Linked DNA regions of Homo sapiens: region 2 is linked to region 1. A link is an interaction called in ENCODE POLR2A ChIA-PET data of the cell type or tissue named here. Cell type or tissue: A673. All regions are shown on one strand. Each heading gives the region's core, and the rest is flanking DNA. Links, peaks and the distances in the headings are about the cores only.

What was found. ChIA-PET counts read pairs that join two places held together with the same protein. Peaks named below come from ENCODE experiments on the same cell type or tissue, not always from the same donor. Only the 100,000 strongest peaks of a DNase experiment are listed, where the experiment ranks them.
Region 2: POLR2A ChIA-PET joins it to region 1 with 13 read pairs; 5 of 35 experiments call an interaction of 5 or more read pairs at or near these places.

The regions. Positions count from the first base shown.
Region 1 is chr7:100,963,161-100,978,043 of GRCh38, reverse strand. It overlaps MUC3A (mucin 3A, cell surface associated), which reads right to left. Exons shown (of 12, transcript NM_005960.2): 4 at 14,778-14,883; 5 at 14,292-14,356; 6 at 13,201-13,349; 7 at 12,697-12,762; 8 at 12,178-12,340; 9 at 11,485-11,658; 10 at 11,301-11,392; 11 at 11,093-11,145; 12 at 9,697-10,923. The coding sequence ends at 10,882. MUC12 (mucin 12, cell surface associated) reads right to left here and starts at 8,479. Exons shown (of 12, transcript NM_001164462.2): 1 at 8,355-8,479. The coding sequence starts at 8,421. It overlaps LOC124900622 (a long non-coding RNA gene), which reads left to right and starts at 13,237. Exons shown (of 3, transcript XR_007060456.1): 1 at 13,237-13,324; 2 at 13,778-13,941; 3 at 14,085-14,215. RefSeq lists silencers at 11,460-11,669, 11,690-11,829. In A673, for the core only: no CTCF peak of the experiment used is centred there; no DNase peak of the experiment used is centred there; H3K27me3 peaks cover 2,277 bases.
Region 2 is chr7:100,905,821-100,920,703 of GRCh38, reverse strand. It overlaps the pseudogene RN7SL549P. Among named protein-coding and RNA genes, the nearest start is that of ACHE, 17 kb to the right of the region's middle. RefSeq lists an enhancer at 3,811-3,920. In A673, for the core only: no CTCF peak of the experiment used is centred there; no DNase peak of the experiment used is centred there; H3K4me3 peaks cover 520 bases.

The DNA.
Region 1 (14,883 bases), core at 2,721-10,720:
TAAGTCAAGGATCTCAAGATCAGATTTAGGATGGGCCCTAAATCTGCATACTTGTCAGAGAAAAGAGAGAGAGGTGTGACGTACAGGAAAGATGCCCAAAGACGATGAGGCAGAGATCGGAGTGATGTTATCACAAGCCAAGGAACACCAGGCGTCAACAGGAGCTAGAAAAGGCTGGCCAGGCACGGTGGCTCACGCTTGTAATCCCAGCACTTTGAGAGGCCGAGGCCAGTGGATTGCTTGAGCCCAGGAGTTTGAGATCAGCCTGGGCAACATAGCAAGACCCCGTCTCTACAAGAAAAAAAAATACAAAAATTAGCCAGTCTCATAATCCAGCCTCTAAATAACGAGATAAACATTTTTTTAAAAAGGAAGAAGCTGGCCAGGCACGGTGGCTTATGCCTGTAATCCCAGCACTTCGGGAGGCCAAGGTGGGTGGATCACGAGGTCAGGAGTTCGAGACCAGCCTGACCGACATGGTGAAACCCCGTCTCTACTAAAAATACAAAACTTAGCCGGGCGTGGTGGCGCGTGCCTGTAATCCCAGCTACTCAGAAGGCTGAGGCAGGAGAATTGCTTGAACCGGGAGGCAGAGGTTGCAGTGAGGCGAGATCGCACCACTGTACTCCAGCCTGGGCAACAGAAAGACACTCCGTCTCAAAAAAAAAAAAAAGCTAGAGAAGGCAAGGAGAGATCTTCCTCTAGAGAGTTTGAAGGGAATGTGGCACTCATGATGACCTTGACTTCAAGCTTCTGGCGTCCACAACTGTAAGAGAATAAATTTATGTTGCTTGAAGCCACCAATAGTGTTTGTTAATTTATTGTGGCAGACCTAGGGAACACATACACACAGGCATCCCCAATTATAGCAAGTGGTAAAAAATGGGGACCCTGGAGCTGGAAAGCTTAGGTTCAAATCCTGACTCCTCCAACTGATGAATGGGTGGTATTGAGCAATTTCTTTTTTTTTTTTTTTTTTTTTTTTTTTTTTTTGAGATGGAGTCTTGGTCTGTCACCAAGGCTGGAGCGCAGTGTCACGATCTCGGCTCACTGCAACCTCTGCCTCCAGGGTTCAAGTGATTCTCCTGCGTCAGTCTCCTGAGTAGCTGGGATTACAGGAACCTGCCACCATGCCCAGTTAATTTTTGTACTTTTAGTAGAGATGGGGTTTCACCATGTTGGCCAGGCTGGTCTCGAACTCCCGATGTCACGTGATCTGCCTGCCTTGACCTCCCAAAGTGTTGGGATTACAGGCGTGAGACACCACGCCCCACCGAGCAAATTATTTATCATCTCTGTGCCTGTTTCCCCACGTATAAAAACCCAAAATCAGTAACACATCCTTCTTCTTAGGAATGTTGTAAAAGTTAAATGAGATAATATTATAAAAGTGTCCAGCACATAGCAAACCCTCAATGAATATTTGCATTTTTTTTTTTTTATAAAGAGTCTCGCTCTGTCGCCCAGGCTGGAGTGCAGTGGCACTATCTCAGCTCACTGCAATCTCCACTTCCTGGGTTCACGCCATTCTTCTGCCTCAGCCTCCCAAGTAGCTGGGACTACAGGCACACACCACCATGCCCGGCTAATTTTTTTATTTTTAGTAGAGACGGGATTTCACTGTGTCAGCCAGGATGGTCTCGATCTCCTGACCTTGTCATCCATCCGCCTCGACCTCCCAAAGTGCTGGGATTACAGGCATGAGCCACCACGCCTGGCCGAATATTTGCAATTTTTAATACATATATATATTTTTTTATTTTTAAGAGGTAATGTCTTGCTCTGTCACCCAGGCTGGGTTGCAGTGGTGTGATCCTAGCTCACTGCAGCCTGGAATTGCTAGATTCAGGAGATCCTCTCCCCTCAGCCTCCTGAGCAGCTGGGACTACAGAGACACACCACCACACCCAGCTAACTTTTTTATTGAAAAAATATTTTTGCCCAGGCTAGTCTCAAACTCCTGCCCTCAAGCGATCCTCCCACCTCGGTCTCCCAAAGTGCTGGGATTACAGGCATGAGTGAGCCACCATGCCTGGCCCATTTTTAATATTAATATGATACTCAGACTATCGGGTCTCTATTGACTTCTCCAACTGTGGTGTGGGTGTCTCTTGGCCTTTCCACACCCCAAATAGTTATGGGTGACCCCAGCTCATCCCACTACCACCCCAAGATTTGATCTTCCCGAGGGAATCTGATTACCAATATCCCAATTCTCTCCCTAGCTCTGTGGAAGTTCAGACAATGCAGTTCTGAATTTGTCTAAGGCCTTTGAGCATCTGTTAATATAATACTTCCTTCCTGTCCTACTCAACTACCACCAAACTCAAATGCTGCCTCTCCCTGTACCCTCATCAGCCCAGGTGGAAGGGCCCCGGAGGCCCCCTCTCGTAGCTCCAGCAGCAGATTGGGCTGTGGCCTTTCTGCCCCAATCCCACCTCATTAACTCTACTATAAACTGTTTATTCACCCTGCCTTATCCAGAGCACCTGCTCAAGCAGAGCCAGCCTTTGGTGTTTGCTGAATAAGTTTATTACTCTTTGTATAAAACTGCATTCCTTGTAATTGCGTCAATTTTTACATCACTTGAGTTTCAAAGGTTGCCCCTTTGTCTATTGTGAAGCAATCTGTTCTCACCTCCACCACTCTCTTCCCAATTTTATAGGTGTTAACCATTTCCACCCCCAGCTTCACCTTTCTAAGCTAAAGAGCGCTGACCCCTTCAGACCCCTGGCCCCGCCCCTCCAGGGCAGACAGTTGGTCCCTCTCCCCTAGCCCATCCCCTCCTCGACCCTTATTAGGAACACTGTGCAACTTCATGTACATAAAACAGGATAGTGGTTCCAGTCATCGTGTGGATCCCTGGCATTTTTCTGGCATTTTCTGGCTTTTGTGTCCTCTGCAGCAGTTGGAAAAGGTAGAATTCTAGACTGTGTCCCCATTCCAGGAGCCTCAGGCCACCAGGACAGCTCCTCCCAGAAACCCCACAGTCATTCCACACTCAACAGGCCCAACTGGAGACCCTTGTCTTCCACCAAAGAGAGGCTCCTGTCCTCCCGGTCAATACAGCCTCCTGGACTGTCCATCTCCTATTCCAGGGTGGCTCTCGGTGCCTCTCAAGAGGCCTCTTTCAAACGAAGATGGTAGAAATAAAAACCATAATATCAGAGATAAAGAGTTCTTTTCTGATTTTTAAATTTATTATTATTATTATTATTTGAGACAAGGTCTCTCTCTGTTGCCCAGGCTGGAATGCAGTGGCACAATCACAGCTCACTGCAGTCTCGACCTCCTGGGCTCAAGCATTCCTCCTATCTCAGCCTCCCAAGTAGCTGGGACTACAGGCGCACACCACCACACACAGCTAATTTTTTTCTGGTATTTTTTGCAGAGACAGGGTCTCCCTATGTTGCTCAGTCTGGCCTCAAACTCCTGAGCTCAAACAATCCTCCCACCTCAGCCTCCCAAAGTGCTGGGATTACAGTTGTGACCCACTGCACCTGGCCAAAGACTTCTTTTCAACAGGATGATCAGCAGATAAGACACAGTAGAGGAAAGAATTAGTGAAGATAAGTCAATAAAAACTGAAAATAAGTCAGTTTTTATCTTCAGTCAATTGATAAGTCAATAGAAATTATCCAAACTGAAACACAGAAAGGGGTGGTGGGGATGTGTGCAGAACAGTATCCAAGAGCTGTAGTCCAATATGGAATGGCCTAACATACATCTCATTGTAGTCTCAGAAGGAGAAGAGAGAGAGAACAGGGCAGGAGAAATATTTGAAGACAATAATCACTAAGAATTTCCAAAAATAAACAAAGGGCCACAAACCACAGACATTATAGTCTGGGTCAAATTCCTGAAAACCAAAGATAAATAGAGAAAAGCTTTTTCTGAGACAGGGCCTCACTCTGTCACCCAGGCTGAAGCGTAATGGTGCAATCACAGCTCACTGCAGTCTCGAATTCCTGGACTCAAGAGATCCTCTCCCCTCAGCCTTCCAAGTAGCTAAGACTATAGGCATGCACCACTATGACTGGCTAATTTTTTTTTTTAAGAGATGGGGTCTCCCTATGTTGCCCGAGCTGGTCTCGAACTCCTGGGCTTAAGGGATCCTCCTGCCTTGGCCTCCCAAGGTGCTGGGATTACAGGCATGAGCACCACACCCAGCCTAATTTTTTTTTTTTTTTAGAGATGGGGTGTCACTACATTGCCCAGGCTGGGGCCTCCCAAAGCACTGGGATTATAGGCATGAACCACTACACCCAGCTGATGAAGAGAAAATCTTGAAGGCAGCCTGTCTTAGTCATCTTGGGCTGCCATAGCAAATACCATTGACTGGGTTGCTTAAACAATAGAAATTGGCCAGGTGTGGTGGCTCCTGCCTGTAGTTCCTGCACTTTAGGAAGTTGAGGTGGGAGGATGGTTTGAGCCCAGGAGTTCAAGACCAGCCTGGGCAACAAAGCAAGACCCCCATCTCTTAAAATAAATTTAAAAAAATAGATTTATTTCTCACAGTTCTGGAGGCTGCAAAGTTCAAGACCAAGGTGCCGGCTGATTTAGTTCGTGGTGAGCACTCACATTTTCATACCTCCTCAGCCTGTAGTAGGGGCTGGGGCAATGGCACTGGACCCATCCTAGAAGCCCAGGACAGCTCCACTCAGAAATTTCACCATCACCCCAAACTCCACAGCCTCAACTGGAGACCTTTGTCATCCAGCAAAAAGAGGCTCCTCTCCCAGTTAACACAGCCTCCTAGACCATCTATCTCCACGTCCCCCAGCCAACCATCAAGTGGAGCCCCCATTTCCAGGGGAGTTGGGTTCTCAGCTGGGCCTTCATGTCCTCCTCCCAGGATAGCTTTGGGTGCCTCTCAATGGCCTCTCTGATGCTGGTCTGCCCTACAGAGGCATCCCCAGCCCTACTCAGCCCACAGAGGTTCCTGTGATGTCTAAATATCTTAGCTTGGTCTTACTGCTCCTGTCATCCACAAATGCACCAGCACCACCACACTCTCCCCAGCAAACATCACGCTCCATCCAGCAGATGCCCCCTCATCTTTCAGGGCATTCCTGCACCGTAGCTCCCCTGCAGACCTGTGGAAATGATTTTTCTGCCTTCTCAGAGTGCTCTTCCCTTGCTCGACTGTCTGCTTCTCCAAAACCTCACCAGTCCACAATGTGCCCTGGAGTACCCAGAAAAGCGTGCAGAGAGTAGGAAGAAAAGCTACAGATGCTGGGCCAGATGCGGTGGCTCGCACCTGTCATTCCAGCACTTTGGGAGTTCGAGCTGAGCAGATTACTTGAGGCCAGGAGCTCAAGACCAGCCTGGCCAACATAGTGAAACCCTGTTCTACCAAAAACACACAAAAAAATTAGCTGAGCATGTTGGCGCACACCTGTAGTCCCAGCTACTCCAAAGGCTGAGGCAGGAGAATCTCTTGAACCCTGGAGACAGAGGTTGCAGTGAGTGGAGATCATGTCACTGCACTCCAGCCTGGGTGACAGAGGAGACTGTCTCAAAAAAAAAAAAAAGCTACAGATGCCACTGATCGTCTCTGATCTGACATCTGAACTGCTCCCCAAGGACCCAGAATCCATTCCCAGAGCAGGGGATGATTTGCAGAGAACTGGGTTCCTCTAGAGGGGTGGAGGAGCGCTGGTGGAGAGAACTGGGATCCTCTAGGGAAGGAGAGGCGCGGGTGCAGAGAACTGGGGTCCTCTAGAGGGGAGGAGGGGCGCAGGACACAAATCCACTGTCAAGTGGTGGCCGTGTTCATTATTTGCTGTGTGGACCCAGGCAAATCACTCATCCTCTCTCTGAGTCTCTACATATCCTCATCTGCCCCGACTTCCTTACACAGATCTCCTCATGAGAATTATATGAGCTACCTGCTGGGAAATGGCTTTGTGAACAGCAGAGCCCTCTGCAAGAGGAGGGCAGGGGGTCTCTGGATCTAATCAGATCTTCCGGAGCCCTCCGGAGTGGCCCTACTTGCCTGGCCTCACTCCCTTCTGCTCTCTGCACTGGCCATAGATAGATGTTTTTCTGACTGTTTTGCACACTAAGGGATTCACCTGTGTTATCTTTGACACACAATTATAAGCACCTGAGGAACGGGGGTTTTTGGTTGCTTGGGGGCCGTCTCTAACACACGGCTGGGTACACAGAGGCAATGCCACCTGCTGACTCCTGGGGCCTTCATCATCGCTGTCATCACCTCCATCACCCTCTCCTTGAATAATCTGACTACAGAGATCTGCTAGGCCAGGCCTTGGGAGCAGGGATGGGGAGGACCCCTCCTAAGACCCATCCAGGCCCACAGTTTCCCACTTCTGTAGGTGAACTTAAAGGGAATCTATGTCTTATTAATAAACTCTCATAATGTCCCCAAATCCACAGAGTTCGTCACTCCAGCCCTTGAAACTCTCCCATCAGCTCCTCCCTGCCTGTACCTCTCTCCCAACATGTCCGGGTGGGGGTAAAGGAGGTCTCATCTGTCAAGGCTTGGCGGGCAGAGGCAGCCTCGGAGGGCCTGAGTCCCTGGCTGGGAGGATGGTGGAACTTCCCTGGTGGGTTACCTCGAAGGTGTCCTGCAGGGCTCCAGAGACCCCCACCCCAGCTCCCCTGCCCCCTCACCACCCCTTCTGCCCACCCCACAGCCTTCAACTCAAGGTCTCCCTCTCTCGCCTCTCCTCATCCCTGTCCACCCCTGCCAGAAAGGAATCAGAAAGTCTGTTCTGTATGAGGGAAATCAGCGGGTCAGAGTCATCTCTCAGACACAGCCACGACCAGGCTGAGCAAGGACCCCTGAGCCTCTGTCTCCTCCTACAGCCCCTCAGCCACGGTTTGTTTTTTTTTTGTTTGTTTCTTTTTTGTTTGTTTTTTTTTGAGAGAGTCTCGCTCTGTTGCCAGGCTGGAGTGCAGCAGTGCAATCTCGGCTCACTGCAACCTCTGCCTCCAGGGTTCAAGTGATTCTCCTGCCTCAGCCTCCTGAGTAGCTGAGACTACAGGCGTGTGCCACCATGCCCAGCTAATTTTTTTTTTTTGAGACGGAGTCTCGCTGTCGCCCAGGTTGGAGTGCAGTGGCGCGATCTCGGCTCACTGCAGGCTCCGCCTCCCGGGTTCACGCCATTCTCCTGCCTCAGCCTTTTGAGTAGCTGGGACTACAGGTGCCCGCCACCTCGCCCGGCTAATTTTTTGTATTTTTAGTAGAGATGGGGTTTCACCGTGTTAGCCAGGATGGTCTCGATCTCCTGACCTCGTGATCCGCCCACCTCGGCCTCCCAAAGTGCTGGGATTACAGGCCATGCCCAGCTAATTTTTATATTTTTGGTGGAGTTGGGGTTTCACCATGTTGGCTAGGATGGTCTCAATTTCCTGACCTCGTGATCTGCCTGCCTCGGCATCCCAAAGTGCTAGGATTGCAGGCGAGACCCTGCAACTGGCAGCCATTTTTTCTTTTTTCCTTTTCTTTCTTTCTTTCTTCCTTTCTTTTTTTTCTTTCCTTCCTTCTTTCTTTATTTCTCTCTTTCTTTCTCTCTCTCTTTTTTTTTTTGGCAGTGTTTTGCTCTTATCGCCCAGGCTGGAGTGCAGTGCCACAATCTTGCCTCACTGCAAACTCCACCTACCAGGTTCCAGTGATTCTCCTGCCTCAGCCTCCCAAGTAGCTGGGATTAGAGGTGTGCGCCACCATGCCTGGTTAATTTTTGTATTTTTAGTAGAGACGGGGTTTCACCATGTTAGCCAGGCTGGACTTGAACTCCCAACCTCAGGTGATCCACCCACCTTGGCCTCCCAAAGTGCTGGGATTACAAGCATGAGCCACCACGCCTGGCCCCGTCAGCCATTTAACTGGTGGGGATTCCCCGGGTGCACCTGAGGCTACTCCAAGTCAAGAGATGATACTGTCACACACCCCTCTGGACTCCCTCTCTCCCGACCAGGGCTAGCAGCATGTGCAGTGCCTCCGTGAGGTTTGGAAAGACCCATCCCTCCAGCAGATAAAGCCCCCAGGATGAGGGCAGGCAGAGATGACTGTCTATGTGACAAAAGCCCCTTCATCCTCCCGGGGGGAGCCTGGAGAGCAGAAGCTGTGGATTTCAGCCGCCCCTCAGCCAGGAGCTGTGTGCAGACCATCCCCTGCACAACCACAGGCACCCACAGGTCTCCACAGTGACCTCTTCAGCACCCCCAAAGCAAGATGAGGTCACAGCACGGGTCTCCAGCCCTGTGGCAGCCCCTTGCCATGCAAAGGGGAGGAGGCCACCTGCAGCCCTGCTGCCTGAGGCAGGGGCATGTACTATTACCACCCAGGAGCACTGGACCTGGAGCATCAGCCCAGGAGCACTCACCTGGTGTCACTGTAGTAACGGACGCGCAGAGCCGGAGAGCCAGCGTCAGAATCCAGATCACCAGCATCTCCCGGGGAACGGGCCCCTGGCTGCCCATCTTCTCTCATCAGGAGGGACCAAGAAATGAAGGCCTCCCAGGAAGGGATCAGCTATAAAAAGGACCCCAGAGAACTTTGCCTTGAAGAAGAGCAGTGCCTGTCCCAGGGTAGAGGTGAGGTGATGGCATTGAGCAGGTAGCGCGTGGTGACCACGGGGAGTTAAACGAAGGGCAGCCTGTCCACCCTTCTTCCTTATAAGTCCTGGAGTAGTCACTGCCCTGAGCCGGGGTCCCTCTCTGTCAGCGGAAGTCAGAGGCACTTTGGGTGGGGCAGCGCAGGAGGGAGGGAGGGAGGCTAGAGGTGTGAGCACACCACTGGTGACAAGAGGTGGGGGCCAAGAAGCACCAGGAAGCGGGTGACCACGGAAGAAGTTCAGAACCGTGGAAGGGGCAGCTGGCAACAGGCCAGACCAAGTGAAGGACCCTCCACTCCCACCCCCGAGAAGCCCCTCTCTCTTCCAGCCAACCTTCCCCATCCCCTGCCTCAACATGGTCCTTGCCAAATGTCCAGGGCTTTCCCTGGGGTCCCCAGTTTCCAGCCCTTCTCCTGGGCAGAGGGCCCACTCACACCTGAGACTTTATGGTCCTTGTCCCCACCCCTGGCCAGACACAGAGGTGACAAAAGGCCATGGCCCATCCCTGCCCAGAGAAAGCATCAAAGGGGCCTCTGCCAAGCCAGCACCCAAAGACCCAAGGGGACACGTTATTTCTGATCACTCTCGACTCCTCAGGCAGGCCTGACTGCCCACAACAGCAGGAACAGAAGGGCCCGGTGCCAGCATAGACAGGCTCTGCTGTGTGAGTTTGCTATCAGGGTTTGGGGGCCTTGTGGGGGATCAAGATCTTTGGGGAGGCTCAGCTTTACCCATCCTTGCAAAAGGTGGCTGGACCAGGCAGCCCTAGCCCCTGGACCACCCAACTCCCTGAACCAACACCAGGGGTCTAATTGCTCCCTAAGCCCCCAGTATCAAGGTCAGGGCAGTGGTGGGGGTGGGGAGAGCACAGATGACAAAGCCCAAGGGGCCCCTGCCCAGAGTCACTCCCCAATAAAATGGGTCCCCCCAACCTCTGTGTTTTCTGTGAGGAACCTCATGGCCCCCAAGGGCTGCCCACAGACCCCCTCCTTTGTCCCCAGGAGACACAGGTGCTCCCAGGATCCTCCTACAGTGCCACCTCTGGAAATCCCTGTTCTCTGATCAAACAGAGACCACTGAGGGGGTGAAAAGGAGACAGACAGAGAGCTGCTGCTTTTTACAATAAACTCTGTATTGTGCACATGAAGACCTGGAGATGTGCCGACTTCCTGTCCCCAAAGCCAATCTTCCCCGCCAAGGCGACTGAGGATTTCAAGGGCTCAGAGTTACTGCAGGAATCCAGGTGACACCAGGAAGAGAAGGGGGAGGAGGGGAATCGGAGGGGATGGGTTTAAAAGGCAGAGGGGAGGCAAGAAGGGAGGGGGATCGAAGGAAATGAGGAGGAGGGAGACTGAGGGGGCTGCCTTTCCTTGGGGACTGGGGAACTCATGCCCTGCCCCCACCCGCAGGGCTCCAGGGGTGAGAGAAAGGGGTGGAGAATAAAGAATTGGGCAGCAGGGTGATGGGGGGAACAGCAGCTGGGGTATTTAGGTCAGGGGGAGTCGGGGGCAGAACCGATGAATGGACGGGCTCAGAAGGGAGAAGATACAAGGAATGAGAGCAAGAGAAACGGGGAACTGGGCAACGGGGTGACGGGGAGAACAGCACCTGGGTATCCTAAGACACAGAGGCTATCTATACCTTGCTAGGGACCAGGATGTGAGGAGAGGAGGGAGGATTTAGGGCTGGGGGACTGGGGTGCAGGATGGATGAAGGAACGGGGTCAAAAGGGGAGGACGTCTAAGGAATGAGAGCAAGAGATGCAGCAGGGAGTTAGATCAGGAGAGGGCAGGAGATGGGATGGGGCTGCAGGCTGCCTCCAGGTTCAAAGTAAGAAACAGGCAGTAGGGAATTGAGAGAAAATAAGAACCAGGGCCAGAGACCAGGTGAAGGACGTGAGGATTGGAGGATCCGAGAGAGGCAATGGCAACACGAGGGCTGAGACGGGAGGGCAGAGTAGGACCGAGAATTGACCAAGTCTATGTGGTTTTCACAACAACGGCGTGAGCTATCATACAGGAATGCTGTACCCGTTTTGCAGGTGAGGAAACTGAGGCTCGTTACTGACTTGCCCAAGATTCCACAGTGGAAGAGCCTGGACGTGAACTGCGTCTCCAGGTGGGTTTCAGCCAAGTTGGAAGGAGAAGGATGGGATTTGGGGGAACAGTCTCATCTTGCCCAAGAACAGCAGGAGCCTGGGCTGCCCGCGTCCTGGGGCCACCTCTTGAAATGGACGCAATGCAGACCCTTGTGTCCGGGGCAGGGCGGAGGGGGTGGTGAAGGGGCCCCGCAGGGCTCACACTGAGGACGAGGTCATCTCGGGTCTCTTGATGTGCACCTGTCAGAGTCACAGTGAGGGACGGGAACGCGGAGCCACTGGTTTGGGCTGACAGGGAGGTCACTGCTGATCCGAGCCCAGCCCCCTCCCTGCCCTGGTGGGGGTCGGGGAGGGATTCTGGAATGGAGGCTGGGAGAGTTCCTTGGGGTCCCCCTCTTTAGCCCCTCACCTTCATAGTGGTGTCCACGTTCTCCAAGGCCACATAGAAATTTGTATCCTTGTCTAGAGAGAGAGAGGAGCGGAGAAAGAGAAGGGGAGAGGGAGGGGACGGAAGGGAGAGGGGGACGGAGTAAATGCGAGGAAGGCAGGGAGGGCGTCTGTCCTCGCAGTGGTGCCCAGGAAAGCCTCTGCCTGCTTCCCCAGGAGGCAGGACTCACCTGTTCCGTCGTCCTCGAAACCCCAGTTTGAAAAAGTGCCCACGACTTCCTCATCCCAGGTCTCGAACCATTTCCTGTCCTGGTCCCAGGACCTAGGTGGGGCCGCCGCGCGGTCAGACAGAGCCGGCCCGCCTGGGACCCCTTGGCTGCCCTCGCCCCCCGGCCCCGCCCCCCGCACGCTCACCGGCCTCGGCGCTGGCCGCCCCACCATCCGGAGCGCACCGCCCGGACGCCCAGCGCCAGCAGCAGCAGCACCAGCAGCGCGGCGCCGGCCGTCAGGCCCCCGACCAGCGCCCTCCAGTGGACGGCCACCTCGCAGCGCGGGCCAGAGAACCAGTGCGTGTCGGTGGAGTAGCAGCTGCGGGAGATCGCAGGGTCAGACCCTCTTCACCTCCGGGCTCGGGGTCCACCCGTGCACCTGGGCCCCGCGGGGGCGGGTGAGGGGGCGGGGCTCCAGCCTAGGGCAGCGGGGGGTTCCACCCTAGACAAGGGGCTGGGAATCCACCCTAGAACGAGGGGCCGGGGCTCTACCCTAGGTGAGGGGGCGGGATTCCACCTTAGATCAAGTGGGCAGGGCTCCACCCTAGAAGGAGGGGGCGGGGTTCAACCCTAGAACGAGGAGGCGGGGCCCCACCCTAGAATGAGTGGGCGGGGTTCTCTCCCAGAATTAGGGGACAGGACTCAACCCCATCAAAGGAGCAGAGCTCCAGGGCAGGGCTCCACTGTAGGGCAACGGGGATGGGCTTGGAGCGGCACTCTGGGGACGAGGCTCCACTGTAGGCCCAGGGCGCGGAGCCGGGGCGGAGCATGGGGCAGGGCTTCATCCTAGAATGAGTGGGAGGGGCTCGGCTGATGCCGATGGTGAGCGGGGCCTTACCGACACGTGGGACCGCTCGTCTCCAGAACGCACTGGCCCTGGTGACAGTCGATGGCGTTGTCCACCCCCGACGTGCATTTGGTGACACAGCGGAGCCGGGTGGCCTCCACCAAGGGGAAGTAGAACTCTTCATAGCCCGTGGGAGCGGCGCGGCGGCAGATGGCTGGGGGTTGGGGAGGGGGATGCACAGAGACAAGGACCTCATCCATTCTATTCAGGGGCCTGATAACGGTGCCTCTGAATATGCGCGAGGAGGATTCCATTTCCGAGGTGGGATGCTGTGGGGTAGACCCTGGGATTCGATGAGGGGAGGCCACCCGCAGCACCCTCACCCTCTCCTCGTGGCCCCTGCTGTCCTCAGGTGGAAGCCACTAACCAGCGCCAGGAAGGGCCGCCCTGGGCCACATGACTTGCCTCCCCCAAAGGTCTCTCCCTGCCCACAGGCTTCAATGGGCAAATGTCCCTGGTAGCCCGGATCATAGCCGCGGGAGACCACTCAGCCCTTTACCCCACCCTTACCTGCCGGGGTCAGCTCTGTCTTGCTGTTGTTGTTCACCTTGATGGAGTCAGGCTTAAAACACAGGGCTGCGGAAACACAGGCACAGATGGAATGGGCGGGGCAGATCAAGGGGTTAAGGTCAAGGGGTTAGCGCCAGGAGGCAGGATAGGCACAGGGAGGGCAGTGAGGGCTCTCTCCGTCTGGGAGAGCCCTCTCCCAGACGGAGAGAGCCACAGGCGAAGACTCCTGTTGCCTGCCTCATCTCCCCTGAATAATCCGAGGTCTTCAGCCATCCGGGAAATGCTGACCATGACAATCAGGGGGTCTCTTTCCCAGTACCGAGGTCACGGGGAGACCCTCCCTAGCCCCACCCTTGACACCGTTGTGTGTGGACTTATTCCCCTTCTCCCAACCTGCCAGAGGTACCACAGGGCTGGCACCTGAGCCCAGTGGCCCCCTGGCTGAGCTGGAGTGGGCTGGGGTGACACCTCAGGCCCTGGCCCCTCCCTCCAGCCTGGGCTCACTCTGGGAGTCCTGGCAGCTGTTCACATCCTGGCTGGCGTTCTGCAGCCCCTCCTTCAGCGTGGTCTTCACCTGCTCATACTCGCTCTCCAGCTGGGGGCTGAAGGGCATCTCCAGCAGGACCAGGTAGTCCACCACGATGCTGCCATTCCTGAGGGGTCCACAGCCTTAGAGAGTGCCCCAGCCAGGAACATATGGGTCCTTGGAGGGGCACCTCCAGAAGCAACCCAAAGTGCACCAGAAGGGGGAAGGGAGCAGAGGTCATGAGTTGGGATGCCACGTGCATCCTTTTCAGAAGGGGCTGCCAGCATTCCTGACTTGGTCTGCCTGGGAAGGCAGGACAAGGAATGACTGACATGATTGACTTCCTCTCTCTGTGTGTTTTATAGAGACAAAGTCTTGCTGTCACCCAGGCTGGAGTGCAGTGGTATCATTGTAGCTCACTGCAGCCTCCAACTCCTGGGCTAAAGTGATCCTTTCTCCTCAGCCTCCCAAGTATCAGGGACTACAGGTGTGCACTACCATGCCTGGCTAATCATTTTATTATTATTATTATTATTACTATTTTTACTGTTGTAGGGATGGGTTCTCACTATGTTGCCCAGGCTGGTCTTGAACTGCTTTCAGGTGATCCACCCGCCTAGCCTACCCAAAGTGCTAGGATTGCAAGTGTGAGCCACCACATCTGGCCTGACGTTCTCTTCTTGTTGCATCAAGCCATCATCCACCGGGCGCCCCTAGACGTGCGTTCTCTCCCTCTCTCTCTTTCTCTCTCTCTCTTTCTAATGCTGACCCACTCAGTAGAGCAGGGGCCAGCCAGAGGGGGACAAAGTCATCAATCCAGGCACCACCTTCCCACATGTCCCTGCAACTTCTCTCCTTCCAGTGTGCTGAAGAAGAGAGGTGCCACCCCTCCTCCAGATAAATGGCCCCAGAAAACGATCCGAAAAAATACCCAGGGAGTGATTCCTTATGTACCCCCTCCACCCCTCTTTATAAAATCTGATGATTACAAAAGAAAGGAATGGGTTTTTTGTGTGCGCACATTTCCCCCACCCAACACCGCCTCCGCATCCCCAGATGGGTCTCCTACCTCAGGGACAGGATCTCCACACCCTTGAAGGTGAAGCCCTGCATGTCTGCAAAAATCTTCTGCATCTGAAACACCAAGGATCCCTGGGCTCACGTCCGAACCTGCAGACCTGAGGGGACCCAGACGCCCAACCCCAGCTCCAGGGAAGACCCTTCAATTCCCCTCCCCGGCCGGGTGCCGTGGCTCACGCCTGTAATCCCAACACTTTGGGAGGACGAGGCAGGTGGATCACAAAGTCAGTAGTTCGAGACCAGTCTGGCCAACATAGTGAAAACCCGTCTCTACTAAAAATACAAAACATTAGCCAGGTGTCATGGTGTGCACCTGTAATCCCAGCTACTTGGGAGGCTGAGGCAAGAGAATCATGTGAACCCGGGAGGCGGAGGTTGCAGTGACCCAAGATCGCACCATTGCACTCCAGCCAGGGTGAGAGTGCGAGACTACACCTCAAAAAAAAAAAAAAAATCCCCTCTCTTTGCCCTTTACCTGATTCCAGAAGGTCTTGTTGAAATCCCTGTAGGCCTGGGAAGTGTTGTCATTGAGGTCCGGCGAGAACTGCTGATCCACAGACACTTCCATGCCCACCTCGGTC
Region 2 (14,883 bases), core at 3,063-11,062, 58 kb after region 1:
TGGACAAGATGATTTGAATGCTAACTCCATCTCCCATGTGGCATGGCGAGCCTTGTGTCTATTAAACTCTTTCTCTACTACAATGCCATGGTGTTTCTTTACGCAGCAGGCAAGAAGAACCTCTCAGGTGGTTACACATCCTCCTGCTCTCCTTTCCAAGCTAGCTGCTGCTGAAGAAGAACTAGAGGCAAAGCTGAGTGCCCTGGTGGAGGGGAGGACAGCTGCTTGCACTCAGAAGCCTGCACAGATACAGAGAGGTCAGCCACCATGGGAGTAGGGATGAGAAATTCTGTCCTGCCAAAACCCCCACCAACCCAAAGACAAAAGGAAAAGTTTGGCTGCCACGAGGAAGGACAGATATGCTGAGAAATTCCATCCCCAAGACCCAGGAGCAAAAAACTTGCCTGAGACAGAGACTAGCCCTGAAGAAATGGAATACCATGCCTCTGTCAGAGGCAGGTGAACCAGAGCAACTCCATCTTGAATAGGAACTGGGTAAAATGAGGCTGAGACCTACTGGGTGCATTCTCAGATGGTTAAGGCATTCTAAGTCACAGGATGAAATAGAAGGTCGGCACAAGATACAGGTCATAAAGACCTTGCTGATGAAACAGGTTTTGTAGCAGGACAAGCCGCAGACACAACCCCTCAGACACTGAGTTAAAGAAGAAAGGGCTTTATTCAGCCAGGAGCTTCAGCAAGACTCACGTCTCCAACAACCGAGCTCTCTGAGTCAGCAATTCCTGTCCCTTTTAAGAGCTCACAATTCTAAGCGGGTCTGCATGAGAGGGTCGTGATTGATTGAGCAAGCAGAGGGTACGTGACTGGGGGCTGCATGCACCGGTAATTAGAATGGAACAGGACAGGGATTTTCACAGTGCTTTTCTATACAATAGCTGTAATCTATAGATAACATAACCAATTAGGTCAGGGGTCAATCTTTAACAACCAGGCCCAGTGTGTGGCACTGGGCTGTCTTTTAGAAATGAAATGTGGATTTCATTTCTGCCTTTTAGTTTTTACTTCTTCTTTCTTTGGAGGCAGAAATTGGGCATAAGACAATATGAAGGGTGGTCTCCTCCCTTAGTTTCAGTAAAGAAGCCGGCCAAAACCCACCAAAACCAAGATGGTGAAGAGAGTGACCTCTGGTCGTCCTCACTGCTACACTCCCACCAGCGCCATGACAGTTTACAAATGCCATGGCAACGTCAGGAAATTACGCTATATGGTCTAAAAAGAGGAGGCATGAATAATCCACCCCTTGTTTAGCATGTCATCAAGAAACAACCATAAAAATGGTCAACCAGCCACCCTCAGGGCTGCTTTGTCTATGGAAAGGCCATTATTTTATTTCTTTATTTTCCTAATAAACTTGCTTTCACTTTACGGACTCACCCTGAATTCTTATGCAAAATCCAAGAACCCTCTCTTGAAGGGTCTGGATTGGGACTCCTTTCCTGTAACACCTCTACCATGAGCCTCACACCAAGTAACCCACAAGAACAGTCCCAAGCTGTTGGCAGGGTGAGGAAAGCAAGAACATGGGAAGAGATCTTGCTTTGAAAGCCCCCAACTAAATGGGGGTTTCCGTAGCAGAGCAGCTAGTAACCCTGCTTTAATGGGAAATGAAGGACATGGTGTTTGCAGTGTCCCTTTCATGGGTTGCTTCTTTTGTTAGCAGCAGCGAATCCACACGGGTCTGCAGCAATTCAATTCTTGCCTCCTCGAAGGAAATAATTCCTCTGAGGGGCATAAGGCAGAGTGAGAGACTGAGGCAAGTTTTTGAGCAGGAGTCAGAGTTTATTAAAAAGTTTTAGAACAGGAACGAGGCCGGGCACGGGACAGCTCATGCCTATAATCCCAGCACTTTGGGAGGCTGAGATGGGCGGATTGCTTGAGGCCAGGAGTTCAAGACCAGCCTGGCCAACATGGCGAAACCCCGTCTCTACTAAAAATACGAAAATTTGCCAGGCGTGGTGTCGGGCGCCTGTAATCTTAGCTACTGGGGAGGCTAAGGCAGGAGAATCACTTGAACCCAGGAGGCAGAGGTTGCAGTGAGCTGAGATCACACCACTGCACTCCAGCCTGGATGACACAGCAAGACTCTGTCTCAAAAATAATTAATTAATATAAATTTTTAAAAAAAGTTTTAGAGGAAAGAAAGGAAGTAAAGTACACTTGGAAGAGGGCCAAGCAGGCAACTTGAGAGATTCAAGTGCACTGTTGAGCCCCTGACTTGGGGTTTTATACATTGGCATGGTTCCGGGGGTTGCGTCTCTTCTCCCTTGATTTTCCCTTGGGGTGGGAACAGTATATTTACTGAAGTTGTGCACATGCTCGTTTGAGGCGTTCTTCCCCTACCAGCTGAGGGTTCCTGGGAAGACATAGATCTGTTGGCCAAGTGCAGTGGCTCACGCCTGTAATCCCAACACTTTGGGAGGCCAAGGCAGGAGGATTGCTTGAGGTCAGGAGTTCAAGACCAGCCTGGCTAACATGGTGAAACCCCCCTCTACTAAAAATATAAAAACTAGCTGGGGCCGGGCGCGGTGGCTCGCACCTGTAATCCCAACACTTGGGAGGCTGAGGCAGGCAGATCATGAGGTCAAGAGATCAAGACCATCCTGGCCAACATGGTGAAACTCCGTCTCTACTAAAAATAAAAAAAAAAAATTAGCTGGGCGTTGTGGTGTGTACCTGTAATCCCAGCTACTTGGGAGGCTGAGGCAGGAGAATCCCTTGAACCTGGGAGTTGGAGATTGCAGTGAGCCGAGATCACTCCACTGCACTCCAGCCTGGGCGACAGAGCAAGACTCCATCAAAAACAAAACAAAAAAGAAATACCACTTAAACTCTGCCATGTTGCCTCTTAGTGCACATGCTTGAGCCCACTCACCCAACTCCTGAGATCTTATCAGGAAGCTGCTTATCACCAGCCTCAGGTGTTTTCTGTCTATTGGGAAACCACCTTTCCCTGGCGCCAGCTACAACCAATTATTATTTCAGAAAGACAGTTTAACAACCACTTGACCACCACCTATTTGTCACTTGACATTACTGGGGAAGGGAATGGGGCATCCTCTCCTACCCTCCTCATGTCTGCCTAGATACCTACTCTAACATAACCAGCCACGGCAGGCCCAAGCTACTGGGGAGCGGGGCGAGCAAGAACATGGAAAGACACCCTGCTTTGAGAGCTACATGAGGGTCTCAGTAGCAGAGCGGCTAGCAAACCTGCTTTAAGGAGAAATGAAGGGAAGCTGGGTGTAGTGTTCACAGCGGGCTTTTCACAGGATACTTATTTACCTAATGGATGGCCTAATGCTTAGGGATCCCTAAAGGTCCCTTACTTGGGAAACTTGCTTATACTGGCAGACACCTCGTGGCTTTTGTGTGACCCACCACGTCCAGTTTATGCCTGCTGGATGGTCTCTCTGGCTCTGGGAGCCCAATCTTATGTTCCCCCAGGCGCCCCAGGGAAAACCCAGCCTCAGATTTCCCCTAGTTCTTCAGATGGAAGTTGAAAATTCAGGAAAGCACTTTTACCGGAAACAGGTCCTAATTCAGTCCGCAAGAGAGGGTTCTTGGATCTTGTGCAAGAAAGAATTTGGAAGGGCCAGGCGCAGTGGCTCACGCCTGTAATCCCAGCACATTGGGAGGCTGAGGCGGGCGGATCACGAGGTCAGGAGATCGAGACCATCCTGGCTAACACGGTGAAACCCCGTCTCTACTAAATACAAAAAATTAGCCGGGCGTGGTGACAGGCATGCCTGTAGACCCAGCTACTCGGGAGGCTGAGGCAGGAGAATGGCATGAACCCAGGAGGCGGAGCTTGCAGTGAGCTGAGATCATGCCACTGCACTCCAGCCTGGGTGACAGAGCGAGACTCCGTCAAAAAATAAAAAAAATAAAAAAATAAAAAAATTGGAGTGAGTCCACAGAGTGAAGTGAAAGCAAGTTTATTACAGAAGTGAAAAAACGTGAGAATGGCTGCTTCATAGACAGAGCAGCCCCGATGGCTGCTGGTTGGCCATTTTTGTTTCGTTTTGTTTTTTATTGTTTGTTCTTCTTTTTTTATTAGTTTGTTTGTTTTGTTGGTTGGCTATTTTCTAATGGTTATTTATTGATCGTATGCTAAAGAAGGGGTGGATTATTCATGAGTTTTCCAGAAGAGGGGTAGGAATTTCCCAGAACTGAGAATTCCTCCCCCTTTTAGACCATATAGGGTAACTTCTGGGCATTGCTATGGCATTTGCAAACAGTCACAGCACTGGTGGGAGTGCCATTTAGCAAGCTAATGTATTATAATTAGCATATTATGAGCAGTGAGGACAGCCAGAGGTCACTCTTGTTGCCATCTTGGTTTTGGCGAGTTTTGGCCGGCTTTTGTTGAGACGGAGTTGCTCTTTCGCCCAGGCTGGAGTGCAATGGCACAATCTCAGCTCACTGCAGCCTCCACCTCCCGGGTTCAAGTGATTCTCCTGCCTCAGCCTCCTGAGTAGCTGGGATTACAGGGGCCCGCCACCACGCCCGGCTAATTTTTTGTACTTTTAGTAGAGATAGGGTTTCACTATGTTGGCCAGGCTGGTCTCGAACTCCTGATCTTGTGATTCGCCCGCCTCAGCCTCCCAAAGTGCTGGGATTACAGATGTGAGCCAAAGCACGTGGCCATGGCTGGCATTTTTTTTATTGCATCCTGTTTTATCAGGGTCTTTGTAACCTACATCCTATCTCATCCTGTGACTAAGAACGCCTAACCTCTTGGGATGCAGCCCAGCAGGTCTCAGCCCATTCTACCCAGTCCCTACTCAAGATGGGGTCGCTCTGGTTCAAATGCTTCTGACACCATCACAATAGGAAACAAGTTCAAAGATTTCTTTTTATTATTATTATTTTATAGAGATGGAGTCTCACCGGCCGGGTGCAGTGGCTCACGCCTGTAATCCCAGCACTTTGGGAGGCCGAGGCGGGCGGATCACGAGGTCAGGAGATCGAGACCATTCTGGCCAACACAGTGAAACCCCGTCTCTACTGAAAATACAAAAAAATTAGCCAGGTGTGGTGGCGGGCGCCTGTGGTCCCAGCTACTCGGGAGGCTGAGGCAGGAGAATGGTGTGAACCCAGGAGGTGGAGCTTGCAGTGAGCTGAGGTCGTGCCACTGCACGCCAGCCTGGGCGACAGAGTGAGACTCCATCTCAAAAAAAAAAAAAAAAAGAGATGGAGTCTCACCATGTTGCCCAGGCTGGTCTTGAACTCCAGGGCTCAAGTGATCCTCCTGCCTTGGCCTCCCAAAGTGCTGGGATTAAAGAAATGAGCCACTGTGCCTGGCCCCAGAGATTTTTTACAGACAATAAATAAGGGCCTCCTAGGCAGGAAGGGCACCATGAGTCAGGAGGGCACCATGAGTTGGGAAAACACCATGAGTCAGGAGGGCACCATGAGTTAGGAGAACAGTCCTCCATCCCCAGGTCAAGTAGAGAAAGAGAGAATAGGAGTAGAGTCGAGTGGAGAGAGCATGTGGCAACTAGCAGTACATATATAGAGAGGGGAATACAGTGCCAGTCACTTGAAGTTCAAGGGCAGATGTCTAAATGCTCCACTTAAAGAAAGTGGTGGGGGCTGGGCGCGGTGGTTCATGCCCATAATCCCAGCAATTTGGGAGGCCAAGAGGCCGAGACGGGTGGATCACTTGAAGAGAAGAGTTTGAGACTTGAGGTCAGGAGTTCGAGGCCTGGGCAACAGGGCAAGACTCTCTCAAAGAAAGAAAGAAAGAAAGAACCTCGTGGAGGTAGAGAGTTCGAGACCTGGCCAGCCTGGTGAAACCCCATCTCTACTAAAAATATAAAAATTAGCCAGGCCTGGTCACTTGCGCCCATAGTCCCAGCTACTCAGGAGACTGAGGCAGGAGAATCGCTTGAACCTGGGAGGCAGAGGTTGTAGTGAGCTGAGATCGCACCATTGCACCCCAGCCTGGGCAACAGAGCGAGACTCGATCTCAAAATAAATAAATAAATAAATAAATAAATAAATAAATAAATAAAAATAAAGGAAGTGGCGGGAATGCAGGGAGCCCAGCCTGCTGGGTGAGAGAGGCGCCTTTAAGTTCATATTCTGGCTACCAGCTTGGCCCATGTGGATGTGGTGATCTACTTCTAAAGTCTAGCCAGCAACCTTTGGTCTGTTGTTCCTAATACCACTGACCTAGGCGTGAGACCTTGTGCATATTCCAACGGGTACCGTTCGAATGGTGTGGATATTAAAGGCTATCAGAGAAGTCTGGGCTACGTGCCATGCTGAGTAAGGCCTTGGATGAGCGTAAACAGTTGAAGCATATGAAGGCACCCAGTTGACCTGAAATCCCATGCACAGCCACCCACTCCACCGCCTAGGGTGGCGCCAAGGGAACAGATCAACTCTGGACCTAGAGCAGAGTGTAATGATGCTGTCACACACTGGCATGGCTTCCAGATTGGCTTGCACATGGCCAGAGTTTCTTTTAGGGATGGATGTGAGCAGAGAGCAAGCAGCGTACTAAGATCATAGCCTATGCAGGCAGGGAGTTCAGAAAGAAAAGTAAAAATGTCCTATGTCCATTTGTGTCTTAGGAGAGGTGAATCCATGGGCGTGACCTAGGTTTACCACCCAAGGAGTGAAGGTTTAGCGTAAGGGGTGAAGTCATCTCTAGTGTCAAGGCCCTGGGTTGGGGTGATGTCGTCTGAGATGATGGCATCTACAGCAGTGAGATTTTGGGGTGATGTTGTCTGGCATCTGGTATGTAGGATGGGGCTCCTTCTTTTTTTTTTTTTTTTTTTTGGAGGCAGGGTCTCCCTCTGTCACCCAGGCTGAAGTGCAGTGGCACTATCATGGTTCACTGTAGCCTCAACCTCCAGGGGTCAAGCAATCCTCCTGCCTCAGTCTCCAGAGTAGCTGGGACAACAGCCATTCGCCACCATGCCTGGCTAACTTTTTTTTTAATTTTTTTTGTAGAGGCAGGGGTCTCATTATGTTGCCCAGGCTGGTCTCAAACTCCTGGCCTAAAGCAATCCTCCCACCTTGGCCTCCCACAGTGCTGGTATTACAGGCGTGAGCCACCACGCCTGGCCTAGTGCATTTTTTGAAAGGTTAAAGTTAGAACCTACATTGTAGAGGCACAAAACCCAGTGTCCTTTTTTATATTTTTGTTATATGAATTTTGAATTTCCAGTTGAATCAAACTATGGAAAATATATTGTATACTAAATTTATCTGTTTATATTTATATTAAAATATTATATATGTATCATATGTATATTATATATGTATAATACATATAATGTATTACATATAATATACATATGTACATATAAGGTATACATATCTACATATATATTGTTACATATAATATACATATGTACATATAAGGTATACATATCTACATATATAATATATTGTATATAATATATACAATATATTTAACCATATATATTGTACCTCTAGGTACAAGGAGAAAATAAAAGGTGACTAGATAAATTATATATACATATATAATGTGTATAGAATATACATGTAGTATACCTATATGGTACATATAATAATATATAATGTATTATATATTAATATATATACACACATATGTGTACATATGTATATATTATACAGTAATATATGTATTATATCACATATATTATGTATGTATATTTTATATGTATATATAATTTAGTTAGTCACCTTTTATTTTCTCCCTGTACCTACAGGTTTGCTCATTAATCAATAAGTAATCTAGAGATAACATTATGTTTGCTAGACCTGGTGTTTGCTCAATACTTAAAGTTTAAAGTTCTCCTTTTTTTCTTGGACTTCTAACTTCCTGAAGCAGCAGTCTCTCTCTCTCTCTCTTTTTTTTTTTTTTTCTTGAGACAGAGTTTCACTCTTGCTGCCCAGCCTGGTGTGCAATGGCGATTACCTTCCACCACCATGCCCAGCTAATTTTTGTATTTTTAGTAGAGACGGGGTTTCACCATGTTGGTCAGGCTGGTCTCGAACTCCTGACCTCATGATCTGCCCACCTCAGCCTCCCAATGCTGGGATTACAGGCGTGAGCCACTGTGCCCGGCTTCTTTTTTTTCTTTTTTTTTCTTCCTTTACGTTTTGAGCCACCTGAAGCCTGAGTTCTTTGTCTCTGGCTGACAAGAGGGAAAGTGGGAAGAGGAAAGGCGCCCTGTGTCTCCAACCAGCAGCCTCTCTGGGGACGCCCCCCACCGCGAGATAATCAGTACCTTTTTTCCTTCTTTTTTTAAGTAAAATGTGTAGAACTACTTGTAATTCTAGGTGGCTAAAATATTTTTTTTCTTTCCTCCCTCTCTCTTTGGACGTTTACCTGACAAGCTCATGGTGGCACTGAGTAGCGTCTGTTGAGAGCAGCGAACAGTCTTTGTTCCCATGTCTTGGTCCTACTGATTATCTTTTTTTTTTTCCTTTTGGAAACAGTCTCGCTCTGTCGCCCAGGCTGGAGTGCAGTGGCACAATCTCAGCTCACTGCAACCTCCGCCTCCCGGGTTCAAGCAATTCTCCTGCCTCAGCCTCCCAAGTAGCTGGGATTACAGGCACCCACCACCACACCCAGCTAATTTTTTGTATTTTCAGTAGAGACCAGGGTTCACCATGTTGGCCAGGCTGGTCTCAAACTTCTGACCTCAGGTGATCCACCTGCCTCAGCCTCCCAAAGTGCTGGGATTACAGGCATGAGCCACCGTGCCCCGCCATCTCTTTTTTTTTTTTTTTTTTTTTTGAGACAGGGTCTCATTTTGTTACCCAGGTTGGAATGCAGTTGTGTGATCACATCTCACTGCAGCCTCAATCTTCCGGGTTCAAGCAATCCTCCTGTCTCAGCCTCCTGGGTAGCTGGGATTACAAGCATGCACCACCACACCCGGCTAATTTTTTTTATTTTTCTGTACAGAGTTTCACCATGTTGCCCAAACTGGTCTCACACTCCTGGGCTCAAGCAATCCTCCAGCCTCAGCTTCCCAGAGGGCTGGGATTACAGGCATGAGCTGCCTCGCCCAGCCTGATTATCTTGATCTAGGTATTTACTTAAGAGAAATGAACATGTATACACACACAAGTTTTGAGTGTACTAATTATAATAGCTAAAAATTAAGAAGGGAGGTTATCAGATAGTGAAGGGATAAATTTTGGTATATCCATACAATGGAATCCTCTTTGGCAATAAGAAGGAATGAAATATATGTGAACTGACTTGGAAGAATTGCAACAACATTAGGATAGTGAAAAAAGTCAAATAGTAGACAATATGACTATTCCATTTATATAAAATTCTAGAAGAGGCCAGCTGGGCGCGGGTGGGAGAGGTGCTTCTAAATTCTCACGCCAGTGAGACTCATGCCTGTAATCCCAGCACTTTGGGGACCGAGGGGGGCAGATCATTTGAGGTCAGGAGTTTGAGACCATCCTGGCCAACATGGTGAAACCCCATCTCTACTAAAAATACAAAAATTAGCCGGGCATGGTGCTGCACACCTGTAATCCCAGCTACTCGGGATGCTGAGGCAGGAGAATCACTTGACTCCCAGGAGGCGGAGGTTGCAGTGAGCCAACATCATGCCACTGCTCTCCAGCCTGGGCAACAGAGCAAGACTCTGTCTCAGAAAAAAAAAAAAAGGAAGAACCTCGTGGAGGTAGAGTAGACTGACAGTTATCAGAGTGTAGGGAGGGGGCAGTGAAGAGAGGTTGGTTGATAGCTACAAAAATACAATTAGATAGAAGAAATAGGCCGGGCACAGTGGCTCATGCCTGTAATCATAGCACTTTGGGAGGCCGAGGCGGGTGGATCACCTGAAGTCAGGAATTCAAGACCAGCCTGGCCCACATGGTGAAACCTCATCTCTACTAAAATTACAAAAATTAGCCGGGTGTGGTGGCATGTGCCTGTAATCCCAGCTATTCAGGAGGCTGAGGCAGGAGAATCGCTTGAGCTCAAGAGGCGGAGGTTGCAGTGAGCCAAGACTGCGTCATTGCACTTCAGCCTGGGTGACAGAGTGAGACTCCGCCTAAAAAAAAAAAAAAAAAAAAAAAAAGGAAATTGAAAAACAGGAAGCAAAAAACAAAGTCATCCACAATCACCAGCATTTTACAGCTTGACATTCCTTCTAGGGTCCTGGGTGTAGGCAGAACATCCAATCTCATAGGACTGAGATCACACAATACGTATTATGCTTTTTCACGCATCATGAATATTTACCCATTCAAAACCTAAAGCTATGTGAGCATTTTGGTAACCAAGAATACACATCACCAACTCAATCTGTTAAGGAAAAAAAATGTAATCCTGCTTTTCTTGAGACAAAAATTTCATAGAAGACAAAAGTGGCAATAGGCATCTAGATAAAAAGCATTGGCAGAGTTCTGATTAAAAGACTGCATTCCCTTAATGCTCAATTTAAAATAAAAACGTAGACCAGACACAGTGGCTCACTTCTGTAATCCCAGCACTTTGGGAGGCTGAGGCGGGCAGATTGCTTGAGCTCACGAGTTCGAGACCAGCCTGGGCAACATAGCAAGACCCCTTCTCTACAAAAAATGCAAAAATTAGCCCAGCGGGGTGGCACACACCTGTAGTCCCAGCTACTGGGGAGGCTGAGGTGGGAGGCTCACTTGAGCCCAGGAGTTTGAGGCTGCAGTGAGCTATGATTATGCCACTGTACTACAGCCTGGGTGACAGAGCAAGACCCTGTCCCTTAAAAAGAAAAAAATAGATTTGGGGAAAAGTAGATCTTTATAGAGCCGAACACCTTTTTATTTATTTATTTATTTATTTATTTATTTATTTTGAGACAGAGTCTCGCTGTGTTGCCCAGGCTGGAGGGCAGTGGTGCGATCTCGGCTCACTGCAACCTCTACCTCCTAGATTCAAGCAATTCTCCTGCCTCAGTCTCCCAAATAGCTGGGATTACAGGCGCCCGCCACCAGGCCCAGATAATTTTTTGTATTTTTTAGTAGAGACAGGGTTTTGCCATGTTGGCCAGGCTGGTCTTGAACTCCTAACCTCAGGTGATCCACCCACCTCGGCCTCTCAAAGTACTGGGATTACAGGCATGAGCCACCACACCCAGCCTTTTTTTTGAGACAGAGTCTCACTCTGTCACCCAGGCTGGAGTGCAGTGGTGCGATCTTGGCTCACTACAGCCTCCACCTCCCAGGTTCAAGTGATTCTCCTGCCTCAGCCTCTTGAGCAGCTGGGATTACAGGCACCTGCCATCATGCCCGGCTAATTTTTGTATTTTTAGTAGAGACGGGGTTTGGTCATGTTGGCCAGGCTGGTCTCACACTCCTGACCTCAGGTGATCCACACACCTCGGCCTCCCAAATGCTGGATTACAGGCATGAGTCACCACGCCTGGCCTTAAATTCTTACTTAAATTTATTAAACTTATTCTTATTTAAATTCTTTTATTCCTCAATTCCTTTCTATAAATTTTCATTATTTTACTTTGAAATATCTGCCAGGACTTTCAAGAATCATAATTTTGGCAACCCATATGCCAGCCTTATGTGTCTCACAATTAAAGCACAATGTTTTGAGCATTGAAAAGAACCAATATGTTGATTCACACTCACAGTTGCAAAACAAACGTGTTAGGCCATTCTTGCATTGCTATAAATGCCTAAGACTGGGTGATTTATAAAGAAAAAAAGTTTATTTGGCTCACGGTTCTGCAGGCTGTACAGGAAGCACGGTGCCAGCATTTGCTTCTGGTGAGGACCTCAGGAAGCTTCCACTTACAGGGGAAGTTGAAGGGGAGCTGGCATGTCACAGGGCAAGAGAGAGAGCAAGAGAGAGTGCGGGAGGGAGGTGCCACACTCTTAAACAACCAGATCCCACTCACTATTGCAGAAACAGCACCAAGGGGTTGGCACTGAACCATTCATGAGAGATCCACCCCCATGAGCCAAATACCTCCAACCAGGGCTCATCTCCAACACTGGGGATTACATCTCGACGTGCAATCTGGAAAGGACAAACATCCAAACTATATCAACAAATGAAGGCTGGAGAAATCCAAGGACTGAAGGACATCCTGGTTATAATTCCTACATTTAAGTCACATTGAGATGTGACATAGTATTGTACAACAGAATTTTTAAATCTTATTTGCCATGCCTTAGAATCTTTTTCTTTTGAGACGGAGTCTCGCTCTATCGCCCAGGCTGGAGTGCAGTGGCACAATCTCGGCTCACTGCAACCTCTGCCACCCAGGTTCAAGCAATTTTCCTGTGTCAGCCTCCCAAATAGCTGGGATTACCAGTGCCCACCACAATGCCCAGCTAATTTTTATAATTTCAGTAGAGACAGGGTTTCACCATGTTGGCCAGGCTGGTCTCAAAATCCTGGCCTCAAGTGATCTGCCCACCTCAGCCTCCCAAAGTGCTGGGATTACAGATGTGAGCCACCTCACTCAGCCAGAATCCCTTCCAAATTAAAAATCAAACAGAAACCCCACAGAATCACATTTGTTTGGCATTGCTCTAGTAATATGTGCATCTTGGGTGCAAGCGTCTAAATTGCTAAACCTGCATCTGCAGTTTTACATTTTAAGATGCTTCCGGCCAGGCGTGGTGGCTCACGCCTGTAATCCCAGCACTTTGGGAAGCCGAGGCAGGTGGATCACTTCAGGTCAGGAGTTCGAGACTAGCCTGACCAACATAGTGAAACCCCATCTCTACTAAAAAATACAAAATTAGCCAGGTGTGGTGGCGCATGCCTGTAATCCCAGCTACTCAGGAGGCTGAGGCAGGAGAATTGCTTGAACCCGGGAGGCAGAGATTGTAGTGAGCTGAGATTGCACCATGGCACTCCATCCTGGGCAACAGGAGCAAAACTCCGTCTCAAACAAACAAAACAAACAGAAAAAAGATGCTTCCGGCTGGGTGCCGTGGCTCACACCTGTAATCCCAACACGGTGGGAGGCTGAGGCGGGAGGATCACCTGAGGTCAGGAGTTCAAGATCAGCCTGACCAACATGGCAAAACCCGATCTCTACTAAAAATACAAAAATTAGCTGGGTGTGGTGGCGGGTGCCTGTAATCCCAGCTACTTGGGAGGCTGAGGTAGGAGAATTGCTTGAACCGGGAGATGGAGGTTGCAGTGAGCTGAGATCGTGCCACTGCACTCCAGCCTGGGAGACAGTGTGAGACTCCATCTAAAAAAAAAAAGATGCTTCCATCCACTGTTCATCTCAGATTAAATGAAGACCAAGGCTAGGCACAGTGGTTCACGCCTGTAATCCCAGCACTTTGGGAGGCCCAGGTGGGTGGATCACTTGAGGTCAGGAGTTCAAGACCAGCCTGGCAAACATGGCGAACCCCCTCTCTACGAAAAACACAAAAATTAGCCGGGCGTGGTGGTGGGTGCCTGTAGTCCCAGCTACTTGAGAGGCTGAGGTAGGAGAATCACTTGAACCTGGGTGGTGGAGGCTGCAGTGAGCCAAGTGAGCCGAGATCACACCACTGCACTCCAGCCTGGGCGACAGAGCAAGACTCTGTCTCAAAAAAGTAAAAATTTTTAATATAAATAATGTGATACTTATTAACCCAGTGATTGGGACAAATCCAAATTGAGGGACATTCTACAAAGTAACTGGCCAGTGGTCTTCAAACGTGTCAAGGTCATGAAAGACAAAGAATGAGGAAGTGTCCAAAACACAGGGCACTAGTCGGGCATGGTTGCTCACGCCTGTAATCCTAGCACTTTGGGAGGCTAAGGTGGACAGATTACCTGAGGTCAGGAGTTCAAGACCAGCCTGGCCAACATGGTAAAACCCCATCTCTGCTAAATACAAAAATTAGCCAGTTGTGGTGGCAGACGCCTATAATCCCAGCTACTCAGAAGGCTGAGGCAGGAGAATCACTTGAACCCGGGAGGCGGAGGTTACAGTGAGCCAAGATCGCGCCACTGCACTCCAGCCTGGTTGCCAAAGCAAGACTCCATCTCAAAAAAAAAAAAAAAGAAAATAGAAATAATGAAAAGAATACAGATAAGGCCTCCAGGATACAGCAAAAGCAATGCTTAGAGGACAATGTATAGCATTAAAGTAATTAGGTCAATAAATAAGAATGAAAATAAATAAACAGCCAAGTGTGGTGGCGCACCTACAGACCCAGCTACCGAGGTGGGAGGATCACTTGAGCCCAGGAATTCTGAGCTATAGTGCACTATGCCAATCCAGTGTCTGCACTGAGTTTGGCATCAATGTAGGGACCTCCTGGGAGCGGGGCACCACCAGATTGTCTAAGGACGGGTGAACCTGCCCAGGTCAGAAGCAAAGCAGGTCAAAACTCCCTGCAGATCAGTAGTAGGATTGTACCTGTAAATAGCCACTGAACTCCAGTCTGGGCAACATAGCAAGAGCCCCTCTCTAAAAAATAAATAAATAAATAAAATTAATTAGAAATCCAATTCCAGAAGTTGTAAAACAAACAATAAAATAAACCTATAAACCTGAGAGAGCACATAGACGTTAATAAAGATAAGAGCGGAACTTAATAAACCGGAAAACTGGAAAACACATGAAAAGATGCTCAAATTTCCTCATAATAGAAAGTAGGCCAGGTGCGGTGGCTCATGCCTGTAATCCTAGCACTTTGGGAGGCCAAAGTGAGTGGATCACCTGAGGTCAGGAGTTCAAGACCAGACTGGCCAACATGACAAAACCCCGTCTCTACTAAAAATACAAAAATTTGCTGGACATGATGGCACATGCCTGTAATCTCAGCTACTCGGGAGACTGACACAAGAGAATCAGTTGAACCCGGGAGGCAGCGATTGCAGTGGGCAAAGATTACACTGAGCCGAGATAGCACCACTGCACTCCAGCCTGGGTGACAGGG